Regions from separate parts of the Homo sapiens genome. Here region 2 is linked to region 1. Evidence: chromatin contacts called from ENCODE Hi-C or POLR2A ChIA-PET data. All regions are on one chromosome and are shown on one strand. Each heading gives the region's core, a stretch centred on a gene start or an enhancer-like site at or near the end of the contact. The rest is flanking DNA. Distances are from core to core; before and after follow the strand shown.

Evidence for each region. A loop is a pair of places that touch in the nucleus more often than their neighbours do. ChIA-PET counts read pairs that join two places held with the same protein, here RNA polymerase II (POLR2A). Pooled maps may share reads with other maps.
Region 2: a loop to region 1 is called in a map of K562, with 4 times the contacts of the local background. The contact joins the promoter of UBOX5-AS1 here to the promoter of OXT in region 1. A Hi-C loop is called at or near these places in 103 of 168 maps with a recorded cell type or tissue (A673, B cell, CD14-positive monocyte and 59 more), 37 of 37 single-sample maps with no recorded cell type and 48 of 50 pooled maps. POLR2A ChIA-PET finds 5 or more read pairs at or near these places in 22 of 52 experiments (AG04449, AG04450, B cell and 18 more).

Annotation. Positions count from the first base shown.
Region 1 is chr20:3,067,787-3,073,438 of GRCh38, forward strand. It overlaps OXT (oxytocin/neurophysin I prepropeptide), which reads left to right and starts at 3,834. Exons shown (of 3, transcript NM_000915.4): 1 at 3,834-3,989; 2 at 4,291-4,492; 3 at 4,577-4,731. The coding sequence starts at 3,870. The coding sequence ends at 4,632. It overlaps LOC101929098 (a long non-coding RNA gene), which reads right to left and starts at 4,513. Exons shown (of 2, transcript XR_430278.4): 1 at 4,411-4,513; 2 at 848-1,628. RefSeq lists a silencer at 4,500-4,609 and an enhancer at 5,085-5,620.
Region 2 is chr20:3,103,840-3,109,753 of GRCh38, forward strand. It overlaps UBOX5-AS1 (UBOX5 antisense RNA 1), which reads left to right and starts at 3,072. Exons shown (of 7, transcript NR_038395.1): 1 at 3,072-3,732; 2 at 5,636-5,911. UBOX5 (U-box domain containing 5) reads right to left here. Exons shown (of 5, transcript NM_014948.4): 5 at 3,734-5,914.

The DNA of each region.
Region 1 (5,652 bases), core at 2,584-5,083:
AACCACGCTCCAGCCTGGGCCACGGAGCGTGACTCAGTCTCAAAACAAAAACAAAAACAGGCGTGGCCCACTGTGCCCAGCCAACTTTCTTCTAAACATTAGAAGAAGATGACAAAGGTGATAACCACGACTATACTACGTTATATGGCAAAGGTGAGGGGATTCTGCAGATGTAATGAAGACACCTGATCAATCCGAGTTAAAAGGGTGGTGATCCGTGTGGGTCTGACCTAATCAGGTCAGGTGCCCCTCAGAAAAGGACTCCCTGTGTGCTTAGACTTGAAGCAGCAGAGACTCTCTCTGTTCCTGACCTTGAAGAAGCAGGCCACCACGAGTTTGACAGCTGCAAGGAAATGAATTCTGCTAACAATCACCCGGGCTCTGGAAATGAATGCAGCCTGGCTGACACCCTGATCGTAGCCCCAGAGCAAAAGACCCAGCTAAGCCATGCCTGGCCCAATGTAATAAGCAAATGTTGTTTTAAGCTGCCAAATTGTGGTAGCTTTTGTGTTTTTGTTTTCGTTTTGAGACAGAGTCACGCTCCGTCGCCTAGGCTGGAGTGCAGTGGCATCATCCTAGTTCACTGCAGCCTCGAACTCCTGGGCTCAAGTGATCTTCCTGTCTCAGCCTCCCAAGTAGCTGGGACTGCAGGTGCATGCCAACAAACCCAGCTAATTTTTTAAAAACATTTTATAGAGCCTGGGTCTCCCTATGTTGCCCAGGCTGGTCTCTAATTCCTGGGCTTAAGTGATCCTCTCGCTTCAGACTCCCAAAGTGCTGGGATTACAGGCACAAGCCACCGTGCCTGGCCTGTGGTAATTTGTTACACAGCAACAGAAAACCAATGTCCCCTCAGATATCTGCATGGTTTATTTTCTCTTCTTCACAAAGAAGTCTACACTGACCACCCTCGGTGAAATCGCAACAGGCCTCCCTTTTATCTCTGTAGCACTTACTAATCTACTGCAATATGTATGTTGTTACTGAAGTATGTTTATTGTTTATACTTGTTTCCTAACTAACTGAAATGTGTTTATTGTTTAACATCTCTCTTCCTCCACTAGAATATAAGCCCCATGAGGGCAGAGGTTTTTGTGTTTTGTTGCTGCTGTTTCCAGGCATTTGTAATGGGACCCGGAGCATCTTCAGAAGAGGGGTTGTTGAACAGGTGAAGGGATGCAGCCCATCTGGGGGACATAATACTATGGTAATTTATGCACATGTGTTAGCTTAAGTGAGGTCATCGTGCCCACAGAGCAGGTGAGAGACCTCTCTGGGCCACTGCTGGGTCAGGCCCTTGGACTTCTAGGCCCTGAATGCCAATAAGCTAATCTGGGTGAGAGAGGACTGGCTGCTGATTTGTAATGCAGGTCAGCCTGACCGGCTCCTGGGTGCTGGACAGCTCATGCCAGTGACTCATGCCAGTGACTAGGGTCAGATGAGCTCTGTGACCTGCTTGGCCCCATCAGCCTCTTCACCTTCCTCAACAAGAGGGCAGGAGAGTCTGGAGCTGTCCCGTTCTCTTCTCCCAGGGGTCGGGGACTGGCCCACCAGTGAGGCTGGTCTCTCACAGTGCTTCTCATTTCTTCCATTCTGCCTCAGGTTGGGTTCCCTACAGGTTGGGTTCCCTAGAGAGCAGACGGAGATGGTTTCACAAAGGGGGTTTTTATTACAGAAGGCCCTGGGGACCCACACCTTTGGGAGGGAGGGGTCAAAAATAGGAGTGAGCAGAGGGAGAACTGCTATGCAGACCACAGCTGACCCCATAGGGAGCTCTGGAGCCAAAATGCTCCTTCAGAGTTATCCTGCATTTGGGCCAAAATGGACCAGTCATTGGATGCGGGCCACCTGGGAAGGGTGTGACCCTGAGCCAGGCAGCTCTCTGCAGCTGAAGCAGGCTCTCGAGGAGCTACCCCTGAGGGCCACCTGCAGAGGGCACTCCCAGCAGCTGGGTGGCAGGTGCTTTCACAAAGGGAGAGTTGAGCAGCGCCTTTCCTTTCTTGTTCATGATATCTACCAATACCTCTCCCACTGGGGTAATCCATCTTTTCTTTTAATTATTTTCCTTTTGAGATATATTAAAAATGCAAAAAAAAAAATTTTTATTTTTTTGAGACGGAGTCTCGCTCTATCACCTAGGCTGGAGTGCAGTGGCATGATCTTGGCTCACTGCAACCTCCGCCTCCTGGGTTCAACTGATTCTCCTGCCTCAGCCTCCTGAATAGCTGTGATTACAGGTGCCTACCTCACGCCCAGCTAATTTTTGTATTTTTATATTTTTAGTAGAGATGGGGTTTCACCATGTTGGCCAGGTTGGTCAACCACCACGCCCAGCCAAAAAAAATTTTAATGTCGAAAATGAGAGAAATAGAATTACAAAAGAAACCAATTACAGGGCCAGGCACAGCAGCTCAAGCCTGTAATCCTAGCACTTTGGGAGGCTGAGGCGGGTGGATCACCTGAGGTCAGGAGTTCGAGACCAGCCTGGTCAACATGGTGAAACCCCCGTCTTTACTGAAAATACACAAATTAGCCAGGCGTGGTGGTGCATGTCTGTAATCCAAGCTACTTGGGAGGCTGAGACAGGAGAATCGCTTGAAACCAGGAGGTGGAGGTTGCAGTGAGCCAAGATGGCGCCCGCCATTGCACTCCAGCCTGGGCGACAGAGCGAGACTCCGTCTCAAGAAAAAAATATATATATTTATATTCAGATATCAAAATGTTAAAACACTTTTTTTTTTTTTGAGACAGGGTCTCGCTCTCGCTCTGTCACTCTGGCTGGAGTGCAGTGGTACGATCACAGCTCACTGCAGTCTTGAATTCCCAGGCTTAAGCGGTACTCCTGCCTCAGCCTCCCAAGCAGCTGAGACTACAGGAGCACACCAACACGCCCAGCTAATTTTTGTATTTTTTGTAGAGTTGGGGGTTCTCGCTATGTTGCCTAGGCTGGTCTTGAACTTCTGGTCTCAAGTGATCTGCCCACCTCAGACTCCCAAAGTATTGGGATTGCAGGCGTGAGCCACAGCGCCCAGCCAAAACACATTTTGATGGTGTCATAAACGTGCTTCTTTAACCATTAGATAGCAAGATCTGGTCGTGGCCCAATAACTGTGATAATTTTGAAGATATAATGAATCTAAACAGTATATAGAGGCATTTGTGACAGCTGTGATAGGAAGTTATCTTCTATTTTGATTTGTGACAAAGCCACAGGTATTGCTAATTCTGCTGTGGTTTGTTGCCTAATTTATAGTGAAAGGAAAGGTGGAATATCAGTTACAGATTAGAGACAGATGTGATCTCTTCCTATCCAAGTTTCAGGTGCAGGGAAGTGGGTGTTGCTGTGTGGTGAGGGTGAAGAGGTTTTCTGGAAATTTGGGTTTAGGAAGAGGAAATGTTCCTAAAAGAGGGGACAATGATCCACATGCGTGGTGGGCCAAGAGGGTGGGCGGATCCTGCCAGAGCCTCCTCCCACCTGGAGGGGTCCCAGCGTCCACCTTCCCTGCCCCAGCCCCCCTCCTCGAGGTACTGGGAGGCTGGATAAAGTCTTCGGCTGGGCCACACCCCACCCCAAATTCTCCCTGTCCCACCCTAGTGGCCCAGGCCACCCCGGCCTGCTCCCTTCCGCAAGGCACCTCACCTTCTGTGCCCAGACCATTAGCCAACGCGGTGACCTTGACCCCGGCCCAGGCCCTGCTAATGAAGAGGAAAGCCCGTACGCACTCGGCCTGACCCACGGCGACCCTCTGTGACCAATCATACTACCAACCTCTTAAACAGAGCTCCACCGACGCAATGCCCAGGCATAAAAAGGCCAGGCCGGAGAGACCGCCACCAGTCACGGACCCTGGACCCAGCGCACCCGCACCATGGCCGGCCCCAGCCTCGCTTGCTGTCTGCTCGGCCTCCTGGCGCTGACCTCCGCCTGCTACATCCAGAACTGCCCCCTGGGAGGCAAGAGGGCCGCGCCGGACCTCGACGTGCGCAAGGTGAGTCCCCAGCCCTGGTCCCGCGGCGCTCCGGGGAGGGAGGGACCCGCAGCCACAGGGGCGCGCCCCGCTCCGGCCTCGCCTGAGAACTCCAGGAGCTGAGCGGATTTTGACGCCCCGCCCTTGACCGCGGTCGAGGCCCCCACGGCGCCCCAGCGCGTCTCAGCCCCGCTGTCCCGCCCGAACTCCGAACCCCGGACCCCAGCATCCTTGCCCGGCGCACCCCGGCCGGCCTCGCAGGGTCCTCCGAGCGAGTCCCCAGCGCCGCCCCGGCTCCCGCTCACCCCGCCCGTCCCCGCAGTGCCTCCCCTGCGGCCCCGGGGGCAAAGGCCGCTGCTTCGGGCCCAATATCTGCTGCGCGGAAGAGCTGGGCTGCTTCGTGGGCACCGCCGAAGCGCTGCGCTGCCAGGAGGAGAACTACCTGCCGTCGCCCTGCCAGTCCGGCCAGAAGGCGTGCGGGAGCGGGGGCCGCTGCGCGGTCTTGGGCCTCTGCTGCAGCCCGGGTGAGCGGGGCAAGGCGCTCCGGGGCCAGGGGGAGGCGGGCGGGGGTGCGGCCGGGATTCCCCTGACTCCACCTCTTCCTCCAGACGGCTGCCACGCCGACCCTGCCTGCGACGCGGAAGCCACCTTCTCCCAGCGCTGAAACTTGATGGCTCCGAACACCCTCGAAGCGCGCCACTCGCTTCCCCCATAGCCACCCCAGAAATGGTGAAAATAAAATAAAGCAGGTTTTTCTCCTCTACCTTGACTCGTGTCTAAGTGCCAGAAATGGGACGGGGAGGGGGCATTGTGGGACTGGAAGATCGCGCGCGTTGGACCTGTGGCTTGTTGCGCTCAGAGCTGGCCCAGGAAGACGTGTCCCGGCTACCCGAGGGGACAGAGCGGGTGCTGTTCTGGCTGCCACCACCCTGGAGGGGCTGGAAGAGGGAGGGGCACAAAGGCTCTGAGGACGTGGAAACAGCCCCAGCTTCCCGCTCCCAGCCTGGGCTGAGGCCTACAGCAGGCTGCACCTCAGGGGATCTTTCAAAATTCAAAAAGACGAGGATGAGGGAGCAAATACAGACAAGGGTCTGAGCGGGATGACCACAGGAAGCGGGCAGTGCACACTGAATGGCTTCCTGACCCCTGAAAGGAGGTTTGAGCCACACTTAGAAGTTGAGGGAGCGGAGCGGGCCTGGGGGGAGGGGGCCCTGGGGAGCAGCTGAAGGGCCAACATGTTTCCAAGGAGCTGGCCCCCAGGAGGCCACTGGCACGCTCAGAAGAGGAGCCCAAGCTGCCGGGACTGGGCTTGAATGCCAGCATGACCGTCCCTGGTGTCCCCAGGGCTGGGTCTGACCCAGCAGCTCTACTCCTGCCTGTGCAATAAAACATGTCAGGGCTGGGGACCCCACAAGCGGACAGGGGATCTTGAGAGCCCAGGGCCACAGAAATGACATGAACAAAGAGAAGCTCTTAACCTCTATCTCCTATCGGTGAAGCAAAAGTATCTGAGACAGGTCTCAAACAACTTAATCTTTTTTTTTTTTGAGATCGAGTTTCGCTCTTGTTGCCCAGGCTGGAGTACAATGATGCAATCTCACCTCACTGCAACCTCTGCCTCCCGGGTTCAAGCGATTCACCTGCCTCAGCCTCCTGAGTGGCTGGGACTACAGGCACCCAACAC
Region 2 (5,914 bases), core at 1,822-4,321, 35 kb after region 1:
CGTGACTCAGCCAGATATTGCCACATTCCCCGCCAAAGATTGTACCCTTTGTATTCTGAGCATTAGTATATGACAGCTCCTGTTTACCTGAAGTCTCACCTACAGATTGTGACCAAACATGGAGATTTTTGCCAATCTGCTAAGCAAGAAGTAGTTTTTCATGGTCCTCTTTATTTCATCATATTATGAGTGAGGCTGAACATTGTTTACATGTTTAAAAGCCATTTGTATTTCTTTGTGAATCTGTTATTTTTAGAAGCTATATGTTATGGGTATTAACCATTTAATACAGGTTGCAAATATATTTTCCAAGCTTGTAATTTTCGTTTTTACTTGCTAATGAATTTTGCCATGTAAGAGGGTTTTTGGTTTGTTTTGAGACAGGGTCTCCCTCTGTCGCACAGGTAGAGACAGGGTTTCATCATGTTGCCAGGCTGGTCTCAAACTCCTGACCTCAGGTGATCCGCCCACCTTGGCCTCCCAAAGTGCTGGGATTACAGTGGCTCGATCTCGGCTCACTGCAACCTCTGCTTCCCAAGCTCAAGTGATTCTCTTGCCTTGGCCTTCTGAGTAGCTGGGACTACAGGCATGCACCACCATGCCTGGCTAATTTTTGTATTTTTTTTAGAGACAGGGTCTCCCTGTGTTGCCCAGGCTGGTCTCAAACTCCTGGGCTCAAATGATTCTCCCTCCTTGGCCTCCCAAAGAGTTGGAAGTACAGGCGTGAGCCACCACGCCCGGCTGTTTTTTTTGTTTGTTCTATTTTGTTTCTTAAGGTAGTCAAATCTATCAGTCTTTTTCCTTACTGAATCTGAATTTTTTTGTTTGTTTGTTTTAGATGGAGTTTTGCTCTGTCGCCCAGGCTGGAGTACAGTGGTGCCATCTCGGCTCCCTGCAACCTCTGCCTCCTGGGTTCAAGTGATTCTCCCACGTCAGCCTCCTGAGTAGCTGGGATTACAGGCACCCGCCACGACGCCGGCTAATTTTTGTATTTTTAGTAGAGACGGGGTTTCACCATGTTGGCCAAGGTGGTCTCTAACTCCTGACCTCAGGTGATCCGCCCACCTTGGCCACCCAAAGTGCTGGGATTACAGGCGTGAGCCACCGCATCTGGCCTGGATTTTGAATTAGGACAGTTTTCCTCACTCCCAGGTTGCGAAGGAGTTCTCTCGTTTTCCATTTATCTCTAGTTCTTCCATGGTTTCATTCGCCCAGTGACTGCAGCGCCACCTGTGGAAAGGTCAGTTTTCCACCATTCCTGCCTTGCAGTACACAAAATTTCCATGTGTAGTTGGGCCTGCCTATGGGTTTTTCATTCTGTTCTGTTCATCTGCCTGTGTATTCGTGGGTTAGTTCTCCCCACCCACAAACCAAACTGTTCTTTTTCAGAGTTTTCCTGGCTACCTTGACTTATTCTTACAAATGAGCTTTATTTTTATTTTTTTTTGAGATGGAGTTTTGCTCTTGTTGCCCAGGCTGGAGTGCAGTGGTGCGATCCTGGCTAGTGAGATCACTTGAACCTCTGCCTCCCGGGTTCAAGCGATTCTCCTGCCTCAGCCTCCTGAGTAGCTGGGATTACAGACGTGCGCCACCACACCCGGCTAATTTTTTGTCTTTTTAGTAGAGACAGGGTTTCACCATGTTGGCCAGGTCTCAAACTCTCGACCTCAGGTGATCCACCTACCTCGGCCTCCCAAAGTGCTGGGATTACAGGCATAAACCACCGTGCCCGGCCTACAAATGAGCTTTACAAGAAGAGTATCTAACGACAAAGGCAAATGTCCATGAGATAGTGTTAGAAATAGCAGGCAACAGACCCACACACTATATACCTAGAAATATTTTTTTCTTTACAGAAAAACATTGAAAGGGAAAACATCAAGATGTTTGTGTGGTGCTCACTTGATAGCCGGGTTAAGGGTAGCGTTATCCTATTATTGGTGAAAACCCGGAGGGAATAAACTTGACCCTCCCAAGTCTTCCTCCTTTGTCCTCACCTTAGTCCTGTGCCACTCTGGAGATCTTGTCACCCCTCTTGGCACAGACAGAGCCATTTCAGGCACCTCTCTGCAAGGGAGGGAGTGCATTACAGCCAGGTGGAGCCTGGGTGCACCGCTTCTGCCCAGCGGGGGAGGAAGGCAGGTGGGGTTCAAGCCTGTCTGATTTTGTACACCATTGTTTTGCTCTCCTGCCCCCATGGGGGGGGGGGCTTTCCTCCTCTCCCAGGTGACAGTTCATAAGAGGGAAGGGCGACAAGCTCTTATTTTGGCCCAGCACTGTCCAGGAGAACTTTCGGTGATGGTGGAAATGGTCTCTATCTGTGCTGTCCAATATAGGACCCACCTGTGCTGATCATAACTCCCAAAACAGGATCCCCATCACCATAATCCTAAATGTTGAAATCCTGAAAGATCAAAATCCCTGAAGTCTGAAATCCTAAAAATCACAATCTCAAAAGTCCAAATTTAAGAAGACTTAATTGTACCTAATTTCAAATCTGTCACTTATGGTTTGGGGATTCAATTAGACATCAGGGATTTTAGACTTCAGGGATTTTGATCTTTAGGGATTTCAACATTCGGTGTTATGGCCTTTGGGACTGTGTCTTTTGGGATTATGGCCGAAACCCAGTAGCCACTAACCCCATGTGACTATCAAGCACTTTAAATGTAGGTGGTGTGAGTAATGAACCGAGTTTAAAAATTCATTTACTTTTAATTAAATAGCCACTGTGGCTAGTGGCTACTCTACTGGACAGTGCGGTTTTCACTAATTCACAACCCAGCCCTGCCCCTTCCAATCCAGAACTGGAAGGAAAGAGCCTGCACTGGCAAACACGCTGAGCAGCCAGGTGAGGTGACAGCAGGCCTAGCCGGGGGGGGCCAGCTCTGAAGCCAGGACCTGCTCAACGAAGGCCCACAGGAGTCCTGGGGGAGAAATCAGCCTGAAGCAGCTTCCCACCCCAGTGGCCATCACAATGGCAGCCAGCCCAGCCTCACAATGTCACAATACCACAGGCAGGAGGCCGGGCAGGCAAAGTGGTTTCCTCCAGGGCAGGACTCTTTGTCTGCAGACCTACTTACAGCCACCGAGCGTCAGAAGGCCCATCTCCTGGGGAATGGAAAAGTGCCCAGCCGCTGGGAGGCCTCAAGCTGGAGAGCTACGGGGGAAGCAGGGCAGGTGTGGGGCTGGGAGAAGCTACTAAGCCCCACACCCCAGGTGCTCTGGGGCCTCGCAGCCCAGCTGCAGGGAGATGGAACACTGTGAGCAGCTGTTCTTCTTCCTGGCCATTTGGTTCATCTACTTCTTTTCTGATGCCAACCTCTCTTCCACCTACTCAGGGGCTGGAAGGGCGACTGGAGAGCCAAGCCCCTGCGAGTGAGGACAGAGAATGGCCAAAGGCAGAGCCACAGGGTAGACCTTTGCACCTTGGGAGGAGAGATTTGGAGAATGGTGCTGCCTGGGCCCCTTTGCCCCCACCAAACCGCAGGGGTACCATGGCCCTGACCTGCGTTCAGAGGGCCGAGTCAATGTCACAGGAAGGGGAAGAGACATGTGCCCACAGACCCTGTGGTCATGGAGGGGGTGGAAGATCTCTGGAGGGCAGCAGGGCCACAGCAAGGCTCTGAGGTCCTGAGTCTTCTCCGTCCGTGGACTTAAACTCTGCGTGTTTACAGCTGTTCTGTGCCTGGGTCCAGGCTCTAGTGAGAAATAAACTGCCTTCAGAGCCAGGTGACAGCAAAAGAAATTTTATTCCCATTTTCTAGGGGACAGAAACAGAGCCCAGTGGTGCCTAGCATGTTTCTGGCAAGGGTAGTGAAAAGACCACTTCCTTTTGGGGGAAGTCTTTCAATTAAGAAAAACACACGCAACTCCTGGGGGTGGCTCCACCTGTACCCAGGACAGGGCCTGCCACTCCAGGGGCTCCCAGGCTGGATTTTCCACCAGAGCAGTCTTGGGGGCAGGAGCCTGTTAGAAATGCAGATCCCCAGGGACCTGCAGCGGTCTGGGCAGTACCTCCAACACAGCTGCTTAAGGGGAGGCAGTCCGGCCCTCATCTGGGAGCGCCGTGCTGACGCTGACTGCACGCTAGGGCTCTCGGGGTTGGGTGGACAGGGTTTCTCCGAGAGATGGGCTCCCAGCAGCCAGAGCACACTGTGGGTGTCAAGCTGCTGGTGGGAAGCAGGCTGTTCCCTGAGACCATGACAGGGTGAAGGTGGGAATCACCAGCCCCCACACTCACCAAGAAATGCTTTTGCTACATGCTGGGGCTTTTTTCTTTTTTTGAGAGGGAGTCTCACTCCGTCGCCCAGGCTGGAGTACAGTGGTGAGATCTCGGCTCACTGCAACCTCTGCCTCCCCGGTTCAAGCGATTCTCATGCCTCAGCCTCCTGAGTAGCTGGCATTACAGGCACACACCACCATGCCCAGCTAATTTTTGTATTTTTAGTAGAGATGGGGTTTTGCCATGTTGGCCAGGCTGGTCTCGAACTCTTGACCTCAAGTGATCCACCCACCTTGGCCTCCCAAAGTGCTGGGATAATAGGCATGAGCCACCATGCCCGGCCATGCTGGGGCTTTTCTAAGAACACAAGCACACCGGAGGGTAAGACAAGATTCTGGAGAGGCACAGACCCAGAAAGCCAGGGGCACACAGGAGCCTCGCCAGCGAGGGCGGCACAGGCCATCCATGCGGACCCTCAAATCTCATGTGAAGGCTGCATCAAGGTCAGTGCCAAGAGGAAGCAGAGCAAAGCATGTGACCACCTCTCTGAAGCCATCTTTGTGGACAAATGATGTAGGAACTCAAAAAAATGCAGGCTTGGCTAGGCGAAGTGGCTCATGCCTGCAATCCAAGCACTTTGGGAGGATCGCTTGAGCCCAGGAGTTTGAGACCAGTCTGGACAACATAGCAAGACCTTGTCTCTACAAAAAATAAAAAAATTAGCTGGGCATGGTGGCACATGCCTATAGTTCCTGCTACCTGGGAGGCTGAGGTAGAAGGATCCCTTAAGCCCAGGAGTTCGAGGCTGCAATGAGTTATGATTGCACCACTGCCCTCAAGCTTGGGCAACAGAGACCAACCCTGTCTCAATTAAAAAAAAAAAAAAAAAAGCAACTAACCCCAAACCCAGATCTCTAAAGTATTGGGTGTGGACTAGAGCTCTGGACGGCCTAAAGGAAAGGAATGTGCCGGTTCACAGGGACCCGCGGCTAAGCTCAAGGGTAAAATACAGCTTTACAAAGCATCTTTAGGCTGTTCCTTCCCAAACGTGCTTAGAAGGGAACAGGGAAAGGCGGGTGTGTTTTCTCACTGAGGTTCTTCTAGTGGCTGGAATCTGATAGAGTACCAAGTTGTAGGGATATGGATATATTTTCCCTTTGGCACTCCATAAAGCTAAATGTTGGGCTGAAAAAAGGATGCAGCCTATAAACAAGTATTTTTCCTGAAACCAACTGCATGAGGAAACGCTGCGCTCCCCCTCAGGGAGCAGTTTCTGAAGCCAGCTGAGCACAGCTGGCACTGGCCAGAGGGAGCCCTCCACCCTCCCACCACGTATGCCCACCTGCAAACCTGGGTTCTGAGTCCCCATGCAGGGGACAGACCTGAAAATTCCAGTTTGTGTCCTTTCAGGTCATCGACAGGAATGACAGCCTGGCAAGCTGCAGTGACTGCACACAGCTACCCTGTGAGCTCCACTTGTGTGGGTGCAGGTGGGCGACAGGAGTGTGTGACACAGACAGGCACTCCACCAGGAGGAAACCCACAGCAGACGTCAACCATCGCTTTATTAAGGCTGCGAGTCGGGGGGCTGAGTCATGCACTCCACAGACACCCCCACTGCTCCCAAGGTCCACTTTTGGATGACCCTGAAGGCAGAGACTCCTGAGATCTGGGCCACAATCTAGGGTG